2 separate regions of the Homo sapiens genome follow, and region 2 is linked to region 1. A link is an interaction called in ENCODE POLR2A ChIA-PET data of the cell type or tissue named here. Cell type or tissue: PC-3. All regions are shown on one strand. Each heading gives the region's core, and the rest is flanking DNA. Links, peaks and the distances in the headings are about the cores only.

Evidence for each region. Peaks named below come from ENCODE experiments on the same cell type or tissue, not always from the same donor. Only the 100,000 strongest peaks of a DNase experiment are listed, where the experiment ranks them.
Region 2: POLR2A ChIA-PET joins it to region 1 with 13 read pairs; 2 of 35 experiments call an interaction of 5 or more read pairs at or near these places.

What each region holds. Positions count from the first base shown.
Region 1 is chr2:170,158,257-170,166,047 of GRCh38, reverse strand. No RefSeq gene overlaps it. Among named protein-coding and RNA genes, the nearest start is that of MYO3B, 16 kb to the left of the region's middle. In PC-3, for the core only: no CTCF peak of the experiment used is centred there; a DNase peak (open chromatin) is centred at 3,667; H3K27ac peaks cover 1,080 bases.
Region 2 is chr2:170,677,142-170,684,932 of GRCh38, reverse strand. It overlaps LOC100130256 (a long non-coding RNA gene), which reads left to right. Exons shown (of 10, transcript NR_187629.1): 2 at 1,874-2,037; 3 at 2,443-2,538. Among named protein-coding and RNA genes, the nearest start is that of LINC01124, 34 kb to the left of the region's middle. RefSeq lists enhancers at 2,429-2,978, 4,079-4,628 and a silencer at 3,108-3,308. In PC-3, for the core only: no CTCF peak of the experiment used is centred there; no DNase peak of the experiment used is centred there.

The DNA of each region.
Region 1 (7,791 bases), core at 982-5,981:
GGTTTTGCCATTAAGTAGCAATTACGGTTCAGGTCTCAAATCACATTCTCCGACATTCTGAACAGGGATAGAGATATAAACATCACCATGGTGACTCTTTTCCAGTCATCTATGCCTACCACGATGTCCCAGGCCACCCTTAGATTCCAATTATTCTCCTTAGGAGCATGCAGAGCACTAGTTGAGGATCACTGTGGCAATGAGCCCTTGTGTTTGAGGGGAGTATGTTGTGTCCCTCAAATTCAGAAGCCCTGCTCTAAACTCATCATTGTGTGGCCTGTAAAGGGAGAGTATAAGGAACACCACTGCACCAGTGTCTTTATGCACAACAATGGTTCCCACCATTTCCAGAGAAAGACTCATTTTTCAAAGCCAAAAAATGTATGCTTTTTTTTTTTTTTACCCCACCTCTTACCATAACAGAGGCTTACTTTCACTATCTGGTATTGAAAAACATATAGCACAAGCTACTGTGAATTTAGTATCACTTTAAAATGAACTTCTGTTTCATTCTCTACAGACACTAGAACATGGGCTATGTCTGTTTTATTTCATTCATAACTCATTGTGGAGGGATTCATGGATGTGTTTCTCGTTTGACATATTGCCATGGCTTGGGCACTGAGTTCCATGGGTGGGAAGTGCAGGAATCAATTTCTCCACCGTAAAAGAAAAGTGAAGAGGTGGACACAGGAAACTCTGAACCAGAGTTCACTATGAATCACTATGACCAGAGTTCCTTATGAATCACAAAGATCATTATGAATGGAGAAATGGAGCTCTCTGATTGTCCAGGTCTAAGTCAAATCCTCCTCCTATGAGATAAGGGCAGGGGCTGCCCTGCTCAAGCCATATGGAATGGGCTCCTCATATAAAATAGGACTTCTACTCCCAGTCAAAAGGAAAGGAGATGATTTTATACAAGTAGTTCATTAAGACTTGTATCATGACCAGGTACGGGGCTCACACCTGTCATCCCAGCACTTTGGGAGGCCAAGGCAGGTGTATCACTTGAGGTCAGGAGTTCGAGACCAGCCTGGCCAACATGGTGAAACCCCATCTCTACTAAAAATACAAAAAGTTAGCCAGGTGTGGTGGCATGCACCTGTAATCCCAGCTACTTGGGGGCCTGAGGCAGGAGGATCGCTTGAGCCCAGGAGGCAGAGGTTGCAGTAAGCCAAAGATTGCACCACCGCACTCCAGCCTGGGCAACAGAGCAAGACTCTGTCTCAAAAAAAAAAAAAAAAAAAAAAGTAAAAGACTCGTAGGATGTTTGCAGAGAGAGTAAAACAATAAAACAGCATTCAGAAGCACAGAACACATTTTGAGGAGTTTGGATTTCCATACCTGATCCCCAAAGCCAGGAAAGCCCTGCTACCACTTGCCAAGGCATATATGAACTCTGAATATCCTGAGCCTGATGTTGTGTATACCAGGCACAAAGCAAAACTAAGCAAGGATGATTTTGTTAAAACTGTAAACTTTTAAATATTGTACAGATTGCTTTAACTAGAGAAGATATCTATCACTTACGAGGAGTTAAATGTAAAAACAAAACGGGTTCAGTTAGTGCATTTAGATACAATGTACAGACCAGTGCTACCCTGGAGAGGCAAAGGGAAGAGGGGAAAGAAGCCAACAGAGCATTTTGTAGAATTTTTTTGTATTCTCACCACTGCAGGAATGAGGAGAGTTAGGAACACAAAGTGTGATCAAGTAGAACAAAGTCTCCAGGAAAGGTTAAGCTAACTAGGTGAACTCCTCTCTGTTTTCCTGGCAATAAGGCAGCACTTTATAATGATATTTTAATGAGGAAAAAATACAGAAACAAAGAAAATGATGTTTAGTATACAGACAACATCTAGCTTTAGCAATTAAAAAGTACATATCTATATACACACACACACATATATACATATATATACACACATATATATACATATATACATGTATAATTATTTTTTCTTTTCTAAAAAATATCTTTCCAGAGATGGCCTAACTCCTAGGCAGTGTGCCCCAAATCAGCCAAAAAGTAAATATATTTTATAACTCTTTTAAAATGTCACATCTTCCCCTTATGACCTTATTTTGGTTCCATAGCTTAAAACTTTTGTCAATCCTGCTTAGGCCTCCTCTCAAGGAGGAACTGATGAGCCCAGTGATTCTCAACCCTGACTGTACATTGGAATCACCACAGAAGCTTTCACAATCACAAGGCCTGGCTTCACCCTCAGCAATTCTTATTTAATTGGGCCAGAGTGGGGCCCAGGCACCCGTCCACAATGGCTGTTTTTATTGATAGCAACAATAGTATTCTGATTTTACAGAAATAATTTTAGACAAGTAGTTCATTAAGACTTGCAGCATGTTTACTATTATTTACTATGCAGTTAGCAGGCCAGATGCTAAGAGCCGGGAGCTACCATTATACATGAATAGATTAGAGAAACACATTCAGCATCGTACATTTTATGCTATTAGCACAACCTGAAAGACAGCACATAATTGGTGGCACATTTAAAATTCTGTACAACGAAGTCTGCTGCTGCCATCGAGATGCCAGGGTGGGGAATAAGGGTGATCCAGTGCAACTGATGTACTTGCATAAACAGAGGAGAAATAAGCGTCCACTGGATCTTTTCCAGGTTAAATCTATCATAGGGCAGTAGGAGAGCAATGGGCTGGAAGTCAGGAGACTTGGGTTCCAGTTCTGACTACCAGCCAAGTCATCTCAAGGAAGTCACTTGAATTACTGTTAGTTTCTAAGCTCCTTCAGGGAGAGGGATGATGACTGGGTTGACTTTTGTTTTAACTGGATTAATTTTGAAGGACAAATAAAAAGCTCAAAATTAGCATAGAACACGAAGAGCATTCCGGACAGAGGGAATTCTAGGTGGCAAAAGAAAGCAGTTTAAAATGGCATGGCATGTTTGGGGAACCTTAAGTATTTTAGAATAGCTGGAGCATAAATACCAAGGAGAAGCAGAGGCAGTCGTGTGGGACAGAGACCTGACTGTGAGATCACGTATGCCATGCTGGGAAGCTTCAGCTGTATTCAGCATACGCAACTGGAGAGTCATCAAAGAGTTTTATCATAAAGAGCTCAATCAGGCCAGGCATGGTGGCTCATGCCTGTAATCCCAGCACTTTGGGAGGCTGAGGTGGATGGATCACTCGAGGTCAGGACTTCGAGATCAGACTGGCCAACATGGTGAAACGCCGCCTCTACTTAAAATATAAAAATTACCCAGGTGTGGTGGTAGGCACCTGTAATCCCAGCTACTGGGGAGGCCGAGGCACGAGAATCACTTGAACCTGGGAGGCGGAAGTTGCAGTGAGCCGAGATCATGTCATTGCACTCTAGCCTGGGTGACTGAGCGACTTTGCCTCAAAAGAAAAAAAAAAAAAAAGAGCTCAATTAGACAACCACGTACGAGGTTTAGAAAGAGCATTCTGGCATCACAGGGAAAAGGGGAGTGGTGGGCTGAAAGTGAAGGAAATGGGATAATGCCAACATGGCAGCAAAAATTCTAATTAGGAGGCTATGGCAGACGCTTCACCACTCTGTGGCTCAATGTCCTCATTATAAAATGACAAGTGTATTAGTCAGAAACTGTGTATAAGTGACAAAAACATGTCTCAAACCAGCTTTTTTTTTTTTTTTTTTTTCCAAAGGTGGTTTCTTGACTCATATTTCAGACATGTCCAGGGCTATACTGACTGACTTCAGGCATCACTCACAGGATTTCATCAGAGCGCTCTCTCTCTCTCTCTCTCTCCCCATCTTTCTAACAGGCTCTCTCCACCTGAGAAACAAGGTGGCCACAGCAACCCAAGATTGCTAATCCATAAAGTTAGTCCCCTCCACTGGCAGAACAGCACAAAAAGAAGTGTCCCAAGGAAAACTCCAACTGATCTGGCTTTGGTCATGTGTCTAGCCCTGAACCAATCACTGCGAATTGGGAAATGGAGCTCTCTGATTGGCCAGGCTGGAGTCACTGCCTACTCCTGTGAGATGTGAGCAGTGTCTGCCCCAGTCAAGCCACAAGGACTCCCCATGGGAAATGGGACTCCTGCGCCTTCCTCTCCCAGAGGAAAGGAGAAAGGATGTTGAGTGGGCAAAAACAACATTGGTTCACTAGAGGAGATGGGGTGAAAGGGCTTTAGGATCCACATACTGTAAGCCATGTTTTCACCATAAGCTCATTCAAATTTCTCCATCAGGCAAGGCTCCAAGAGCCTCAAGCCCCAGTCCAGGAGGGGAGTTGAGATATTTCTCACTATTGGCTTAACTTATTGGCTAAAGTTTGTTCTTTTGAGCTAAGACTGTACACACGCACACACACACACACACACACAGATCAAGAATGAACAGAAGCAAATGACTTCTTTAATTCTCGTATAATTCAGCTTTACACTAAAAAGAAAGTGAAGAAGTGGGGAAGAAAGGGAAGGAGGATAAATTCCAGTGAAGCAAGTGCTCTTTTTCTAAAGAAAAAACACTAGGGCTCAGAAACTCTGTTAAATTGTTTTTATTGTGAAACTGGAAAAGGTTCCAAAGAGAGCAACCCGGATGATTAAAGTCATAAATACGTTCTGAGAAAAGCTCAAGAATCTAGGATTTTTCACTACAAAGAGAAGATTAAGAAGACTGAATAAATGACATGCACCAGTAAAGTACTTGGTTCCTGTCTGCAATATTAGAGAGTTGTGCTAGACATAAAAAATAGCTGTACTTCTTTCCTCCTCTTTTTCCTCCTCTCCTCCCACTCTGCCTTTTGATTGAAAAGATGTGGGGGTATCTCAAAATGACAAAAACCTACTCGTGAAGGGATATTGAAAGTTAAAATAATTACTAGAGTAGGGCGAGAAAAGAAAGAGAGAAGCCGACAGATTCTCAGGATAGGTATTAGATTACTGGTTCCATACAACATGAAGGAGAACTAAATGATGCTGAGGTTTCTTGTGCTTCAGTCTAATCTTAAAATTAAATTAGGTGATAATGTATATTCTTCTCACTTGACTTTTAGCCGTATTTCAAAAACCACCCTCCCCATACCTTAAAATATACAAATGTAAAAAAAAATTAGTCAAACAATATTCTATTTACACATCACTTAACACTTCAAGAAAACAATAAAGTGGTGTCACTCTAACATCTTTGGTTTCAAAGTACCATGTAGGATAAATGCATTTCTAATTAAAGACTTCCAAACTTTCAAAATGAAACAAAAATTTGCAAAATGAAACTAAGAAACCAAGTAACACTTAATTTTGTTATATTTAGCCTCATGTCAGCTATTTTTGTTTTAAAGTGGTTTATGATTCAATTGGCAAATGTTTAGGGAACGTATCTCATGTGCAAAATATTATCCTAGACACGGTGGAGAAAACAAAGAGGCAAAAGGAAAAGTCTCTACTGGCATGAAGCTTATAATTAAGTTGTGTAGACAAAGCATAAGTATTGTTACAAGTTAAATAAAAATGTATAAGAATGCATTATGGGCCAGGCACTGTGGCTCACACCTGTAATCCCAGCACTTTGGGAGGCCGAGGTGGGTGGATCACCTGAGGTCAGGAGTTGGAGACCAGCCTGACCAACATGGTGAAACCCCATCTCTACTAAAAATACAAAATTAGCTGAGCAGGCTGACGCATGCCTGTAGTCCCAGCTACTTGGGAGGCTGAGGCAGGAGAATCACTTGAACCCAGGAGGCGGAGGTTGCAGTGAACCAAGATCACATCATTGCACTCCAGCCTGGGCAACAAGAGCAAAACTCCATGTCAAAAAAAAAAAAAAAAGCGATATAACAAATATCACGTGGCAGGTTGCAATTAAGTACAAAATAATAAGTGCAAGAAACTCCCAGTCTCAAGCAGGGGTCATCACTGTGGGCTGGGGAGACTGCCTGGAGGAGGAAGTCCTGAAGGGGTCCTGCAAGCTGACTGAGAGTCACAGGAGAGGGCTGCACAGCTGAGAAGCAGGAATGTGAGGCTTAAATCAAGAATCTAGAAAGCAAACAAGAGAACCAGCATAGGGGCTCTCCAGGAGGCAGTGGGATCAGCCTGGGTGGATGTTTTGGCACAACCCTGGACTTCAGTTCTTTGGGGTTTAGAAGTTTCTTAAGAGAATCTCAAATAAAATTGTCATTTTGGGACCAGGGGTCTGGTTGCAATTGGTTTATTTGTATATACTGCTTACTGTGTTCCAGATGCAGTTCCAAGTGCTTTTTAAAGATTAACTCAATTCATCTTCATGACACCCCTTTGAGGTAGGTATTAGGAAGCTAATGCACAGAGTGGTTACAGTAACTTGCCTATGGCCACACCATTAATAAGGGATGGAACCAGTATTTGCAGCCAGCAGTCAGGCTCCCAGGTCTGTCCTGCTCAGCACCATGTTATACCCTACAAAGAAGACCAGGGCAGAATGTGCCTCCTGGAAGCAGGTCAGGAGTCCCCACCCAGGGCTTGAGAACTGAGTCAGGGTGATGGTGGAAGGAGGGGAGAAGGACACTGGAGGAATAAGGAATAGGAATAGATAATATAATGACTGGTTAGATATGAGTGGGGGAGGACAGCAAGGGAGAGGGGATAGGGAGTGGGGCTAGGGGTGATAAGAAAGGAAAATTCAAAGGGACTTGGAATTTTTAATTTTTATGCTTCCCCTGGTGAGGAGCAGGTCTACTCAGGGATAATGAGTCCAAATTTTGACCCAAAAAGTATGAGCTCCTTGAAGTCAGACAAATCTCAGTTTGAATCTGGCTGTGTGGCTTTGGGAAAGTTTCACAATCTCTCTGTGCCTCTTCTCCATCTCTAATGGGAACAATTCCAATAGCTGAGGTGATGTAAATCAAGAGTCTGGCACAGTGTCTGACAGGAGAAAGCCTTCCATTCAATGTCTTTAAGCCACTGGAGGTGTGGAACCCAGAGCCTGGACATGAGTTCATGGCTAGACAATTTGGATTTGGGGATGGAGAGAAGGCAGAGCTTGAAATAATCAGGAAAACAGCAATGTGACTGCCACTGTGCTGGGCTCTTCGCATGCTTTATTTTATATAATTCTCACAACAACCCAACAAGGCCATTTAAAGATGAGAAAACTGGCTTAGGAAGGATGAGTAAGAGGCAGCTTTTCCAGCCTGGGTCTGCCTAACTCTGAAGGCCTCAATCCTCACAGCTCATTGCCTCCCCAGCTGGTGTTATGAGAGGTGAGATCACCAAGAGATCGCCAGAGACTATCAGGGTTGGGGAAGATGGATGGAGACTGAATGGGAAAAGAGACCGAGAGGGATTATGGGAGTTTCTTTCCCTCCCCAGCCTCTCGTAGTCATGGATGCCGTCTGCAAACTGTGGGTATAAGCTGGCAAACAGTGGTTTTTTTTTTAAAACACCCAAATGTCAAAAGAGGAGTTTGGCAAAGTGGCTTTGTGCATATCATCTACACCACATGGGGAATCTCCAGTCAACTCCAGATGAGGAGCTGTCTCACCTCCACCACCCAGGAAAAGCCCAGACCTGTGCCCCAGACAGCCACCTGGGGTCTGCTTTCTCTCTCTCCTGCCAATCCTATTTCCAAGGGTGGACCGGATCCCTGGTGGTCCTCTCTTTAAAGGACTTGACTCAACACAGCATTGTTCTGCACCTAAAATCTGCATCCCACCCTCCCAGAGATGTGCTCCCAGCCTGCCCCCTTCAATACGAACACAGGCCTAGAATTGGAGTAGAATTTTCCAATCCCTCTTGGTCTGGGTGTTCTGACCTGCTGGTCATTGAGCTTTTCCTGAGAAG
Region 2 (7,791 bases), core at 1,091-6,090, 520 kb before region 1:
TAGGCCAAAATTTATTTACCATCTTTTAATGGGCTTTATTATTTCGTCATTCCTGCTTTCCATTAGAGTAAAATATTGCTTTTGTCTTTGCTAGGAATGTTACAGTTTACCATCCCAGAAGAGACTTTTTAGTAAAAAAAAAAAAAAAAAAAAAAAAATTGATGTCAAATATAGCATTTATTTATGCGAGACATTAGGGACAGGGCAAATATGTGAACTTAGTCTGTTATCAGATTGCTACTTAGGTGTCATTGAGATTATTCTTAGGGATTGCTGCTTTTCTTTTCTTTTTCTCTCTTTTTTTTTTTTATTTTTTTTGAGACAGAGTTTTGATCTTGTTGCCCAGCCTGGAGTGCAATGGCGCGGTCTCGACTCACCGCAACCTTTGCCTTCTCCTCCAGGGTTCAAGCTATTCTCCTGCCTCAGCCTCCCGAATAGTTGGGATTACGGGCATTTGCCACCACACCGAGCTAATTTTGTATTTTTAGTAGAGACGGGGTTTCTCCATGTTGGCCAGGCTGGTCTTGAACTCCTGACCTCAGGTGATCCGCCTGCCTCTGCCTCCCAAAGTGCTGGGATTACAGACGTGAGCCACGGTGCCCGGCCAGGGGTTGCTGCCTTTCTGTGGGCTACTCTACTAGTTGCTGCTTGGGCCGTGACCACTGCTGGTGACCTGCCTGGCACTGTGAAGGTGACATGGCCAGCCACAGCAGACAGTGTCCTATACATAGGTATCTAAGACCTTGGCCAAGGCAGCAACTTCTAGAGCACTTGCCTTGCAGACAGACAGGGATCCTAACTTTGTTGACCTGAAAACATTAAAGCTGGCAACTAGTCCTGAATCCCATGTTCACTAAGCCCAGATGACCTGTTGATTGATGATATTGAAAGAAAAATAAAAGGTTAATACCCTACAGGGAAACAGATAAATTTTCCAGCACAGGTTTAGTTGAGTTCACATGAATTTCCTCATTTTTCTCATGTGTTCAGGGCAAACTCCATTTCCACATTCTGGAAAATCTGGTAGAATTGCTGTCAGTATTTATTTATTTATTTTATTTTTTATATATATATTTTTTAGATGGAGTTTCACTCTGTCCCCCAGGCTGGAGTGCAGTGGCGGGATCTCAGCTCACTGCAACCTCCACCTGCCGGGTTCAAGCGATTCTCCTGCCTCAGCCTCCCAAGTAGCTGGGATTACAGGTGTGCACCATTATGCCGGCTAATTTTTGTATTTTTAGTAGAGATGGGGTTTTACCATTTTGCCCAGGCTGGTCTTGAACTCCTGACCTCAAGTGATCCGCCCACCTTGACCTCCCAAAGTGTTGGGATTATAGACATAAGCCACCATACCTGGCCATGCTGTCAGTCTTTTTTTTTTTTTTTTTTTTATTTTTTGAGACAGAGTCTTGCTCTGTCGCCCAGGCTGGAGTGTAGTGGCACGATCTCGGCTCACTGCAAGCTCCGCTTCCCAGGTTCACGCCACTCTCCTGCTTCAGCCTCCTGAGTAGCTGGGACTACAGGTGCCCGCCACCACGCCTGGCTAATTTTTTGTATTTTTAGTAGAGACAGAGTTTCACCTTGTTAGCCAGGATGGTCTTGATCTCCTGACCTCGTGATCTGCCTGCCTTGGCCTCCCAAAGTGCTGGGATTACAGGTGTGAGCCACCGCGCCCGGCCACTATGCTGTCAGTCTTTAAATGACTTTGGTACCCGCATTGGTTCATATAGACATAAAGGTGTTGAAGTTTTGGAGGTAGGGACTAGAAATAGTTGCAAGTATCTGCCTTCTAGCCACAAGATCAATCTGGCTTTTACTCAGTGTTAATGCTTCTATTTCTTTCTTTCTTTCTTTTTTTTTTTTTTTTTTTTAGGTGAAGTCTCACTCTGTTGCCCAGGCTGGAGTGCAGTGGCACGATCTCGGCTCGCTGCAACCTCCACCTCCCAGGTTCAAGCGATCCTTCTGTTTCAGCCTCTCCAGTGGCTGGTATTACAGGAACACACCACCATGCCTGGCTAATGCTTCTCTTTCTATAAAGTAAGGCTCCATTTCTTTATTTTTCCCCCTTGAAACTATTCCCAAAATTTAGTAAAGCACTTTGTAATATGTAAGGAAATGCATACAATTTCTAGATTTATATAATTTCTAGATGATCATACTTTCTAGTGAGAGGCTTGTGACGTCTGTTTGAAACCAGTGACTGGAAAACAAAAATGTTACAATAAAAAAGCCAGGTGCTTTGCTAAGCGTTGCTAAGATGAACTTGCAATCTCTTCCATTGCTCCTCCTGAAGTGAGGGCAAGTCCCCTTCCCCCACATTTAGTTGTCAAACTCATCTGTGTCATTTAGATAGTTTTGAAGTTGCATAGATCGATCCTAAACATTCTGCTGTGAAGGGCTTTATGTTTATGGCCTTTCTCTTTTCTCTCATTCCTTATCCAGTGAAGACGTGAGGCCGTGTAAGCTCCAAGAGAGCAGGGATCTTGTTTGTCTTGGTCACCGTGATATTTCAGCTGCTGACCCAGTGCTTGAAGCATAGTAAGTGCTCAGTAAGAATGTGTTGCATGAATGATAGCTGGTGTTACAGACTAGAGAAAGTGTTCCTGGCCGGGCCTGGTGGCTCATGCCTGTAATCCCAGCACTTTGGGAGGCCGAGGCAGGTGGATCACCTGAGGTCGGGAGTTCAAGACCAGCCTGACCAACATGGAGAAACCCCGTCTTTACTAAAAATGCAAAAAATTAGCCGGGGTGGTGGCGCATGCCTGTAATCCCAGCTACTCAGGAGGCTGAGGCAGGAGAATTGCTTGAACCCGGGAGACGGAGGTTGCGGTGAGCCAAGATCACGCCATTGCACTCCAGCCTGGGCAACAAGAGTGAAACTCCGTCTCAAAAAAAAAAAGAAAGAAAAAGTGTTCCTAAAAGAAGAACTGCAATTTGTCATGGCAGTCGGGGAATTAGAAATGGCATTCTGGGAATTCTGGTAACTAGCTTGATGACTGTATAACTTATTCCAGGTAGGATTATTCATTATGCTTTCTTCAACCAGCTACACTTTACTAATTGTTTTAGAAGCAAACATCACTAGCAGTCCAGAAAGCAAGCAAGCTGGAATCTAAGTAAAAGAGATTTACTACACATAATGAAAGCTGCAAATGGCTGAGGTGTCTGAATCTCTCCTAAAAAGAGTTTGCATTTTACTGTTGCAATTTACTTGGGACAATATAGATCTGGTATCCATAATAGGCCTGTGGGCCAAACAAAGCTTTGTCACATGGAAGTAGCTGTTGCTCAGCCAGGAATCATGAACACTTGCAAAAAGAGGAGTTGTGTTTGTAGCCATTGGAGAGAATCTTTGTAAGTAAACTCTTTCTCTCGTAATTGAGAGTTGCCATTTTATTGGTGGGGAAAAATGCCCAATTTTACAAAATTGCAAAATCTCTTAGATCCTGTTCTGAAAATAAGTTGACATGAGCATTTTCCACATTCCCTGAGGTCTGGCCTGGATTCTGTAATTTACATGACATGATTAGGAGGGTTCTATGCCATTTTAGACTAATTATGTAAATTGGAGGGAATTCACCCCTTCATTATGAGTAAGTATTTATCTTATGAGTACTAACTTGTAATAAATGTTTAGTTTGCTTCTTTTTGTGCTGCTGTGGATAGTTGCCTTAAAGTGCTGTTAATTTGCCAATAAGCCTTAAACAGGATAACCAGGCATCTCTTTTTAAAAGACCAAAATTTAAAACCCAGATTAGAAGATTGATACAAAATGCATTTGGCCAGTATTTAGTCATCTTATTTGGCAGATTTGTTTTTATTGCTGCTCTCTTAAAAAATATAATGACAACTGTATAGTCTGTTAGATTTTTTTTTTTTTTTTGGTCTTTAACTTTTCAAAATGTTTCCAGGCTTTACTACTTGGCAAAGACAATTTAGGACAGATTTCTTTATTTTCTCCTCTGGCCTAAAACGAAAAACCCCCACTTTCCAAACTGTTACCACCGAAGAGTTTATTAAATGGCTGAAAAAGACAGCTGGTCCCACCATCTGTTAAAATTTTTCAGGGGCCAAATAAAACAGGTTACACCTTTAGCCATGCCAAGTCTTGCAATACCCCCTTCCTCTCACAGCCTGGGGAGGGCTAATCTGAATTTCACGCTCTGATTTTGCTATTGCTAATGTCTGAGCTTCTTATGTGAGCTTCTCCACATTGCTGGTATTACTTCTGTTTTTCAGTTACAAAGCTATTCTCACATTTCAACCAAACTCATTTGCAACCTATTACCTTCCACCTCTATAGTCTCTATAGTTACACCCAGTAACTAGAAGGAAACCCACAGATACCTAGCTAATTTCTGACTTTTCAAGCAAAGGGGGAGAATCAAAAGTACATTTCTGTTGTTTTGCAACCATTTTTCTATAAATGCTAATGGAGGTAATTCAGATTTTGGAACAAAGGCTTAGCTCACCACACACTGCAGGTGTGAAAGGGTTAAAACAAAAGAGATGCTAACCCTAATGGTATTTCTTGTCATTAACAATTCTTTGATGTTCACACTGGAGCCTCCCTTTTATCTTTTAGTTTTTCAGCCATCTTTGTTAACATGCAGCTCAATTGAATCTTTTTTTTTTCACCTCCCTCTGGCCTTTAAAGACATCTGCAAAATGTTTATGCTAAGTTAGTTTCCACTGCATCTTTTAGTAGCAAGGCAAAGTAAAATGAGATAAAGCTTGTGAGGTTATTATTAAAACATCAGTAAGTTTCTATCATTAAGCTGAAGGGAAAGATCAATAAAAAAGGAGCACTTAATGTTACTTTAATAAGGATGCGTTTCCTGTTACAGGACTTGGGATTAACTTCAGTATCACTGAAGTGGGCTTTACAATAAGGAAGTTGCTGTGATCAGAAGAGTTTGACTTGCCCTTACCCAATTAAGCAGTTTGCAAATACTTTGAATGTACTTGATCTATTACTTCCTGTTTTATTGAAAGCTTTCATGATACATATATTTAAATAATATTTTACTATAGCTTTTTTCCCTCCTTGTATCAGTCCCTGGCAGGCTGCCAAAGACTTTCTAAGGCAGGTTTGCCTGTCCTGTCCGTTTGGGATTGGGGGAAGGGAGAGGTGAGATGACGGGGAGTGGAACTGCAGCTTCAGAAAAGTTTGTTTAACTCACTTTGATGACAGCAAAATGTCCGGAACAGTCAACACTGCATAATATACCGCCCTGAGCTACTCAGCAGCAGGATCTGCAACTGTACCGTGGGTGCAAAGTGGAATCACATGTTTCACACCAAAATGGTCTGGCTGAGCTCACTATTCATGAGTATATTTTGTGTTTTCTTGACGTAGAAATGTTTATTAATAGTCTCTGGATTAACAGAGCTTTCCCTTTAACTGTGGGTGGGGCGGGGCGGGGGGCAAATTGTTTGCTTAACTAGTTAACACTTTAACCAGTATAAGTGGCGATCTCTGGACAGTTGATTTGTTTCTGCTTGAAACTTGTTTTTTGGCAAGTATTAATTTGGAGCTAGTTGAAATCCTGAGCGCAGCTGTAATAGACATTGTAACTTCCTCAGCCTTTATATATAGTCCAGCCCTAAATGTCAAATGCTAGGGAGAAGATAATCAGATAAAATACAAATTAATGTTAACAATGTAGCTATTTTATGATTTCCCCCTCATGTTATTTAATAATTCTTAGTATTTATATGATGCTTTTCATCTTCAAAGCACTTTACAAATGTTAGCTAATTAACCAAGAGGTAATGAGGCCTGGGTGATAATGCTGTAGTAAATTTTCTGTAGCTCAGATTATAAAGTAAAAATGAAGATGTATGTATTCATACATTTTTAAAAATAACATTAGGCGGTCTTAGAGAGTTTGTGATTCAGAGGCTCAGGCAATTCATCTTCTATGTATAACTTATGTCTCTCTCTAAAAAATCTTGGGAAATTCAGATGCTCATGAACTGTAAGGATTTTCCCATCTGGCAGGTGGTTGGCAAACTTCTTTCATCTTAGCCTTGTCTGTTCTTACTCCTTGATATTTTTCACCTTGATCTCTCTGTCCAAGAACACAGAAAGGTCCAAAGGCAAGGACATTTACTGTTAGGAATTAGGGATAGACACCCATTTCATTTTTTTCTCAGGTTTTCCTGTAGACAAAAGCTGGGTGAAATACATCCTAACGCACTTGTGTTATTTTACATAGCTTTGCATAATGATAATAGTGCAGTTCAATTTCATTACTTGAGAATGAGTGTGTGTGCTGTGGATGGGTAGTCTGACTTTGTGGAAGGCCTAAATGATACAATTTTTGAAAAAGAAAAGGATATTTTATTCAATATAAAATATTATCATCTGATATAAAATGGACTATTGTAAGAAAAATTAATTCACTAATAAAAACGTTGTAGTTTAGGAGTGGTGGCTCACACCTGAAATGCCAGCACTTTGGGAGGCCTAGGCAAAGCAGATCACTTGAGCCCAGGAGTTTGAGACCAGCCTGGGCAACATGGCGAAACCCCATCTGTACTAAAAATAGAAAAATTAGCTGGGCGTGGTGGCATGTGCCCGTAATCCCAACTACTCGGGAGGCTGGGTAGGAGGATCACCTGAGCCCAGGAGGTCGAGGCTGCAGTGAGCTGTGATGGCACCACTACACTCCAACCTGGACAACAGAGTGAGACCCTATCTCAAAAACAAAAACAAAAAACGCTATAGTTTATAGACTTACATTACAAACTAATAAACACATCCGTTTATGAGACTGAGTTGCTAGACTCAGCCTCTGAGGGCAGGTCTTATTTTCCTGAACACATACTTTGGAAAAGCTACTAAAGCTAATCAGACTCTTATTCATGAATAAGATCCTCACAATTCAGAGGGAATTCAATTTAAACCACTGAAAGTCTTATATACGCTGTGTAATTAGCTCTAACTTAACAAGGATTTATCCTATTTGCTAAAGGCTTTCCCCTCTTCTTTCTGAGTTATGGTATTAAGCTATGTCTACATACCCTAAACTCAGGACTGACAAGTGATAGTTTCAGCCTGGGTGTTTCATCCTCCAGAGACTTGGGAACATGCTGATACTATTTAGAAAAGGCCAGATAATGCTTGGTGCACGGTAGGCCATAAGGTCCAGATTCTAGATTGAATCTTTTTACTTTTCATTCTGAACACCCAGTATCAGTCCATATGCCTTCACAGTAATAATAAATCACCAAAGGAAGAATCAATTACTAAGATGTACTGAATCTGGTTCTATAAATGTCTTGGTGATATGGTCTTTTTATTAACTCAGTGCCTGCTGACAGATTTTACATAAAGTGTACCGTTATTATAGGACTAGTTTCGCCCAAAGAAATAAATTACACACGTAACTTGCCACGACATTAACTTGATCAAGTGGAGCTTACAATATGCTGGTCATGGAGAAGTGTTTCTATTATAAATCATGACCTTGTACCCACCCAGCCTTTTATCCTTACGGATACCCTTAGCTTAATGTGACATCATGATGGCCCCACTCTTCAGATGGGGTGGGGGAGGGGTCAGGAAGGAGGAGAAACAAAATAAAAAGTCATACATAATGTCAATGACACCCACCGTCTCCCTGTTTGCAGGGGAAAGAAAGAAGGGAACCCCAGTGAAGAAAAGAAATGAATCCAATGCATTCATGGTGTTAGTGAAATCTCTCAAATATTTCTTTGCTGATTTCACTGCTAGTGAGATGATCAAATTCTTCAACTTCTGCATGGAGAGATACTGTTATTCTT